Regions from separate parts of the Homo sapiens genome. Here region 1 is linked to region 2. Evidence: read pairs that join two places in POLR2A ChIA-PET (ENCODE). Cell type or tissue: IMR-90. All regions are shown on one strand.

Region 1 (4,000 bases), 260 kb before region 2:
ATAACCAAAAAACTTCAATGACCATTAATATTAAAATGGATAAACAGATTGTGTTATATTCATACAATGAACTATTGTACAGGAACGGGAATAAACTACTACTACACACAACATGGATGACTCTCACAATAATACAATGTCAAGTGAAAGATGCCAGACTCATGAGTACATACAGTATTATTTCACTCACATGAAGTTCAAAAATAGGCAAAACTAATCTATGGCTCAGTATAGCAGTTATCTTTGGGGTATTAGAAAATAACTGAGGGGGATGAGGGAGATTTCTTGGGCACCAGTAATTCCTATTTCTTGATCTAGTAGTGATACCATGTGTGCCTTTTTTTTTTTTTTTTTTTTTGAGACGGAGTCTCACTCTGTCACCCAGGATGGAGTAGAGTGGCACGATCTTGGCTCACTGCAACCTCCGCCTCCCGGGTTCAAGCAATTCTCCTGCCTCAGCCTCCCAAGTAGCTGGGACTACAGGCGCATGTTACCATGCCAGCTAATTTTAGTATTTTTTAGTAGAGATGGGGTTTCACCATATTGACCAGGCTGGTCTCGAACTCTTAACCTCATGATCCGCTCCCCCCTCAGCCTCCCAAAGTGCTGGGATTACAGGCATGAGCAACCGCACCTGGCCAATGTGTGTCTTTATTTTGTGAAAATTCACTAAGCTGAACACTTAAAATTGTGCACTTCTCTGTTACGTTTCAATAAGTTTTATTATATGTGAAAAAAAAGGTCCTGGAAAACCAACATCCATTGATATGACAGTTTTCTGGACCAACGGTAGTCTTCTGGAAGACTGAGTGAATCCAATGATATACACAGTGTCAAAACAGCTCCCCTAGACTCTCAACAATGTGATATGTTATTTACATGTCATGCAGTTTTGTCACATGACTTTTTAGAAATCTCGTTTTTATAAAGCAGCTTAAATCTGGATTTTGCAAAAACTCAAAGCCATTTACAGTACTTTATTTGTAACAGCATGTTATCAGTAAATTTGTTTAGTTGTGTTCTAAACTCTTGTTTTTCTAATCAGCTTTGATTATTTAAAAAAAGTGGCTTCTCATATCAGTTATATGTTTGATAGCAAAATCTGAATTAGAAATACAAGAAGTTCACAGGTTTCCTTAATAGTATAGATTATTCTTACCTCAGTCTTGTTCACTCACTAACCAGCTTCCCACTGATTTTTTACCTAGTTACACTGGAGAAAAAGAACTATGCCTGGGTAACAGTCCCAAACTATACTCTATAAGGGCTGAGTGAGCAAAAGCAGCAGGGGGTGACTGAAATGGCAATGACATAAGCTAGTTAGGGGAAACGTTTTCAAAACAAGGTGGATAATGTGAGTAGGATCCAATTCAAGGATTAAAAAGCCATCCTTATCAAAGCTGCAGATGAAAATGCTGAAGAGGGATATCACATACCTAAAACAATATAATCATCATTGACCAAGATTTCAGCAGACTGAAATGATGGTGCAAACCTAACTAGAAAACAATCTAAAGAGAAATGTAAAGTCTTAGAAAAAGGAACAAGAAAAACAAAAACAAAAAACCAACCACACAAGTTCAGGATAAGAGAGACTTGGCTTAATAAAAGCTAATGTGAAAAAGACCTGGGAAGCTAGATTGATGTTAAGTTCAACAAGAGTCAACACTGTGAGAGTGCTGAAAAAAACAAACAAAAAAGCAATTTGTTAAGCTATACAATATAAGCACATTATTTATAATGAAGTTGGTACTAGGCCCATGCTCCTCTGCATCTGAAGTAAGTGTTCATTCTGAAGGAGACTAACAAACTAAAGGCCCTTCAAAGGACAGTGAGCAGTACAGCAGGATGAGGTTAGAAACAATGTTAAGATGAAAAGAATCTGAGTTGTGATTGGCAGAGCAAACTGGGTGAGGTAGGGTGAGGGAGACATGAGGGTAATAGTTTTTAAATAACTGTAGTGACATGCTGTAGAAGAGGCATAGGATAATTCATTCTGTGTTGCTCCAGAGGCAAATCTAGAATCAACAGATAAAAGTTAAAGAATCACATTTAGGTTCAATGTAAAAAACAAACTTTCTAGAATCAATGCCTTATATGGCAGTGTTCCTAATCACAATGCCAATGTTAAGCATACAACTGCTCATCACAGAAAGTACAATGGACTTAAAGTGGGTCAGAAGTCCTTGGATTCTAATCTCATCTTGACCATTTACTAGCTGTGTTATATGAGGCAAGGTATTTACAACCTCTCTGAATCTCAGCTTTTCTTATGTATTTATTTACCTCCTGATATCACTAAGAGGAATAAATAAGATGATATGTGCAAGACTCATTGTGACAAACTGAAATGGAATACAAACGTGCGTTGCCGTAGACAGATATATTAGATAATTGCTAATATCCTCCCAGCACAGAGATTATTAACTTGAGAAGTTATTTTCTTCTGAAGACAAAACTTAAAATAGGTCCTAAATTCACACAGCCAAGATTTAGTAGGCAAAGAGAGAAAATATTAACATGACGGAAATCAAGGGAGCAGGAAATGTATGTTTCATGAGGTGTTAAGAATGTACTTCTCTGATAGCAAATTAGTTACCAGATCTAAAAGGCAATGCTCATTCCAGGAGATTAAGAACGAATTCAAATCAAGATGATACACATGCCAAATAAGCACTGACAGTATAGGCTTGAATCATGGCAGTAAACAGAGCTTAAATAGTACTTTTGCTTTGGGGACCCTCTAGACTCAACTGTACCTATTCTGGGGTTCTACTCACTCTGCTAAATAATCCTGACTGAGCAAGTTACGCAGTCCTCTCAGTGCCATTTTGTTAAGAGTAAATGGAGAATAATCTGCCTACTTCACAGGTTGTTGAGAAGACTTCCATGAGATAATAATGTGTGTAAAGTCTCTAGCAAGGCTTCTTGGTACACAGAGGAATTCATGTTAATTGCCCTTTCTCTTAACTTTGATTGTGGATGGAGTTTTGTGCCACACTGCTTTCAGAATTATAAGCTTGGGGAATAAAAGATATATTTTGTTTTCAAATGTTAAAATGAGGTTGAAAAAAATGATGATGTAGATCCACTGATACTGAGATGAAAATCTAAGCAATACGCAGATTGGTGGAAAAATAAGTTATAAGATAATCTACTCAGTATGATCCCATTTCTGCAACATATATTTTTAAAATGATTCTCTCCAGATGGTGGAATTAGGTGACTTTCACTTTTTTCTACACTTTTCTGTAATGTTTGAATTTTGTATAAGGAGTACCCATTTCTACTACAATTCCCAACTGAGAAAAAAACTGATTAAAGTATTTTTCTGGCTGAGCGTGGTGGCTCACACCTGTAATCCCAGCACTTTGGGAGGCCACGGCAGGCAGGGAGGCCAAGGCAGGAGGATCGCTTGAGCCCAGGAGTTTGAGACCAGCCTGGTCAACATAGGAAGATCCCCATCTCTACGAAGTATTTTTTAAAAACTGGCCAGATGTGTTGGTGCGCACCTCTGGTCCCAGCCACCTGGGAGGCTGAGGTGGGAGGACTGCTTGAACCCAGGAGGAAGAGGCTGCACTGAGCCATAATTCTATCACTGCACACTAGCCTGGGTGAAAAACCGAGACCCTGTCTCAAAAAATAATAATAATTTCCATAGAAAAGTTATCATTTAGGTCAACTTGGGGAGAAAAATCTATTTTTACAAACTTGGAAAAAATGAATTTAACAGTTTTTAGAAGGTAAAGAGAAAAAACTTACACACCAGCAATTTTTTTTCTTTCTAAATATGTTGTTCAGGATAAACAGAAGTATCTCCTTAACTGGGGAAAATATAAAGGATGTAAGCTCCATGGGGGCAGGAATTTTATGTGTTCTGCTATATTCACTGCTCTAAGTACAAGAGCAGGAACTTAAATATTTGCTGAATGGATAAAATAAAAGTCCTACTTACCTTATGCTAAATTTCACTGCCTCAAGCCAGTAGAATATTGGCTTA
Region 2 (4,000 bases):
CTGAGCTGGCATAGTATGTATATCAGCTCATTTAATCATTTCAACCTCCCATCATAAGATAGTTGAGAAGGTTAATGAAGTGAGTGTGTGTAAAGTGCCTGGCAGAATGCCCAGCATAGAGTAAGAACTCATCAATACCTGGAATGAATGAAAACATGAATGAGCTCCTGGTAGGAAGCCCGGAGGTGGGGGTCAGTGTGGTGGAAGGTGGCACATCACAGGTACGGCAGAGGAGCCAAAAGTGACCTTCTCCTGTTTCTGTGCAGGTCACGACCAGTGTCACTCATGCACCTGCCTGGGTCACAGGTGAGTCCCTCTTCCTGGCGGCTCCTAGGCAAAAGAGAAGGGAGGGAAAGAGCCCTTAATCAGGAGTGGAGTTACTATGTGTGAGCTGGTTCACGCTCACACACACATCAGAGGAGGGTGAGAAGGACGTGGCCTGTGAGTGCTGTTTCTGGGAGCTCTCTATACACCTAAGGTGCTGTGAAGTCAGCGAGAGACCCCATGACGCTTCACAGATAGTTTTCTAGCCACAGAACTCTTTGCAAATTTCATGGCACCACTTAGCACATAAATCAGAACAAAGAGACAGCACTAGCTGAAACAGGTGTTTGGCTGGGTCGCTAGACTCTTTCCCCCAAGAGGTCTTGTCCTGAAACCACTACTTGCCTGTCACTGGTGTTGGGTTCAGACATTGGAAGGCTGAGCTCATGCTTCTTGTAAAACGGTAGAAGACACTGATGCCTGTCTTGCAGACTCTCAAAGCAAATAAGATGTTGGTATTTGTGGCAGAGCTCTGTAAGCTGTGAAATGCTTTGTAAGCAGAAGTGAAAGAATGTTGAAGTGGGAATTAGGAAACCCAGGTGTCAGCTGTGCCTCCGACAAGCTGACTGGCCTTGGACAAGTGACCATTTCTGCAAGCCTCAGTCTCCTGGCCCTGACATGGAGGATTAGACTGGATGTGCTCCAACGCCTGTTAGAGCTCTCAGATTCTCTAAGTGGGGCCAGATCAACTTTCAGGAGACTGGAAGGCATGGGAGTGACCCACCCCAGGCTTCACCCTTCGTTCTTGGGAGTCTGAGCACCAGGGAAGAGGGAAGGGCCATGGCCAGCCAAGGGGCCACAACCCCACCTCTTCCCCTCTCTCCTCCACAGGGAATGCCACAACCCCACCAATGCCTGAACAGGGGATTGCAGAGATACAGGAAGAACAAGTGACCCCCTCCACTGATGTGCTGGTGACCCTGAGCACCCCAGGTAGCTGCAGCCAGACCTTTGGGGCTCCCTGCACCCTGCCCTGTGAGCTGTGTCTGTCCAGAGCCAACTCCAGGGCAGGGGCATGAATGGAATGCCCCCTCACCTTTCCAACTAGGTAAAGTCCCCAGCAGGCTCCCAGCTGGGCTGTGCACCCCTGGCCTCATCTTACAAAGAACACAGGGTCCCTCTTGTGAAAACAAGAGCCCTGCCTGGAGCACTGCCCAAGCCCAGAAGGGGGAAGAGAAGGGACACCATGGGAGAAGGAAGCCAGGGGTCTTCCAGGAGAATCTGGGGGTCCCTCTCAAGGAAGGGGAGCATGGGGAGTGAGGGCCACTGGGATCCTGGCTCTTCCAGGCCACTCCCCTGAGTCAGCAGAGTGCCTGGCAGCGAGCAGCTGCCTGCCCACGGGGAGGGCTGATTTTCGGGAAGGAACATGGTTCTATTTCTCAAGGTTGTTTAACCAAGCCTGCATTCCTCTCCCTCTGGTCAGCTACAGTGATGGGGGCGAGGGGCGGGTGTGGGGGCGATCCTGGCAAATCCACCTTGCTCTGGAATGTGCCCTCCTTAAAGGCTCATTGTCTGGGGACTTGGTGCAGGAGAAGCAAGGCGGGTGTTGTTGCCGCTGCTCCCTGTACACGTGTGTGCCCGCTCCTGGGGCTCCTGCTCTCTTAACCTTACGACTGGGTCCAGAGACCCAGTCACCTTGTGTTGGGGGTGAGGGTGGTCAGGGGGTTCTGGATTTCCTTCAGCAAAGGGAAAGCCCCTGCGCCTGGTGGAACAGTCCAGAGAGTGGGGAGTAGGGGTCCAGCCTTCCCAGGCACACCCCACTGACCTCTCCTGGGACCTCTCTCCTCTGGGCTCAAAGCGCTGCTCCAGGGAGCATCCCCTTCTGGCCTCTGCTCAGCAGGCAGAGTGTGCAGAGGAGTGCTGAATTTCTGACAAGGAAAATGGACCTGGAGGAAGGGATGGGAAGCAGGGGGCAGGGGGCAGGGGGCAGGCCAAGCTCAGCAGCAGCTCTTGGCATGTGGATGAGTGTCCCCACCGCAACCCCAGCCTCAGCCTTTTGCCCTATCCCCCTTCTCCTCTGCCATTCTGTAACCTCACCCCTCTGGGCAGACATTTAGGACCCAGCTGAGGGCCCCCACAACCCCCAAGGCTGACACAAACTTAGAGCCAGGCCCGGGGAGAGGGTAGCCTTGGGTGCACATTCAATTCAGTACAATCTGGCAGACTGTTAAGCCCCACTGTATACCCACGTACAGACCATTCCCCAACCCATTCCCTTGGGTCTTCGGCTTCTCCCAAGCTATGGGGGCGGGGCAGGGACCCCTGAGCATGTGGGCTTCAGGCAAAGACTTCAGGGTGGACACAAATGCAGAAGCATCATTCATTCATTTATCCATTTGGCATGTTCTAAGTGCCAGGTACCTTTCTAGTATTAGGGATACCGTTCAGAAAGCTAAAGTCTCTGCTGTCTACACAGCCTCAACCCCGAGTCCCAGTGAGTCTGCCTCCAAACTATTTCTCAATTCTGTACCTGTCTCCCCACTTCTCACCCCATCACCACCACCCAAGGCAGACCCTCATTTAAATTATTTCAACAGGTTTTAAGGACCCACTATACCTCCCTTACCAGTTCATCCATCATCTCGTTGCCTGAGTGGCCTTTCTAGGACTGCTCTGACCCACCCCCACCTTTCACAAAATCCTTGTTACAGGCCAGTCTCAATGTGGCTTTCAAGGCTCTGCTCAGCTGACCCCAGTCCACCCCTCCCATTTTCCCCTGGCAGTTTTCCCCAAGCACCTTACTCACCAGGTCTGTCTGTCTGTCCAGGGAAAACTGGGCAGGAGTTGCAGGGAGGGATGGCGCTGGGCACTGGGTAGGAGTCAGGCCCATTTTCGGGGTGGGGCTAGGATGGAGGGGTTTTGCTGGAAATTTGCTGGAAATATGGGTTATCCATTAGATCTCGGTGAGGGGGATGCCCTACTATGACCTCCATCCTGGGTAGGGCTCGGGGTGCTGGGCAGAGGTCCCCTAGGGTCTTATGCAAGGCCAAGCTGTGCATGGGTATGGGAGGGAGGGCCTGGCTAAGGTTGGCCTTCTGAGGCCCCTAGACCCTGGCCACTGACTGTCCCCACCCCGCTCCACTGCCTTTGTCCAGCACCCACCCTGCCATAACCTCTGTTTTGCTCTGTCTCCCACAGGCATTGACAGATGCGCTGCTGGAGCCACCAACGTCTGTGGCCCTGGAACCTGCGTGAACCTCCCCGATGGATACAGATGTGTCTGCAGCCCTGGCTACCAGCTGCACCCCAGCCAGGCCTACTGCACAGGTATTCACTTGGGTGCCCTGGGCTTACTTGGCGGCTGGGGTAGATGGGAGCAGGGGCTAAGAGGCCGAGTTGAGAGTCCAGGAAGAAGCAGAAGGTCCAAGCAGTGCTGGGTGGTTGATGAGTTTAGGAGGAGCACAGTCCCTGTGGACTAAGCTAACTTTAACCTTCAGGGGAAGACCAGTCTCGGTGAGCCCCATCCGATGAGTCTCCAGGACTCCAGGAGCACAGAAGCCAGCCCATTGCATGCATCCTGGCCTGTGCCTGGCAGCCCTCTTCTCTGAGATCAGCCCACCCCTCAAACTGGCCATTTTGCTGCCTGGAGAGCACACCCAGGACTGCCCCAGTTGCAAATGTCTCCACCAGGGTCATCCGTAGGGGGAGGTCTGAGGCTAAGATAAATCATCAAGTG

The links. ChIA-PET counts read pairs that join two places held together with the same protein. Peaks named below come from ENCODE experiments on the same cell type or tissue, not always from the same donor. Only the 100,000 strongest peaks of a DNase experiment are listed, where the experiment ranks them.
Region 1: POLR2A ChIA-PET joins it to region 2 with 7 read pairs; 5 of 35 experiments call an interaction of 5 or more read pairs at or near these places.

What each region holds. Positions count from the first base shown.
Region 1 is chr14:74,782,720-74,786,719 of GRCh38, reverse strand. The region is part of intron 4 of YLPM1 (YLP motif containing 1); the gene reads right to left. Among named protein-coding and RNA genes, the nearest start is that of YLPM1, 21 kb to the right of the region's middle. In IMR-90, no CTCF peak of the experiment used is centred here; no DNase peak of the experiment used is centred here.
Region 2 is chr14:74,522,381-74,526,380 of GRCh38, reverse strand. It overlaps LTBP2 (latent transforming growth factor beta binding protein 2), which reads left to right. Exons shown (of 36, transcript NM_000428.3): 14 at 267-306; 15 at 1,156-1,257; 16 at 3,463-3,591. Among named protein-coding and RNA genes, the nearest start is that of ISCA2, 31 kb to the right of the region's middle. RefSeq lists enhancers at 1,654-2,593, 3,055-3,933. In IMR-90, no CTCF peak of the experiment used is centred here; a DNase peak (open chromatin) is centred at 1,710; H3K27ac peaks cover 147 bases.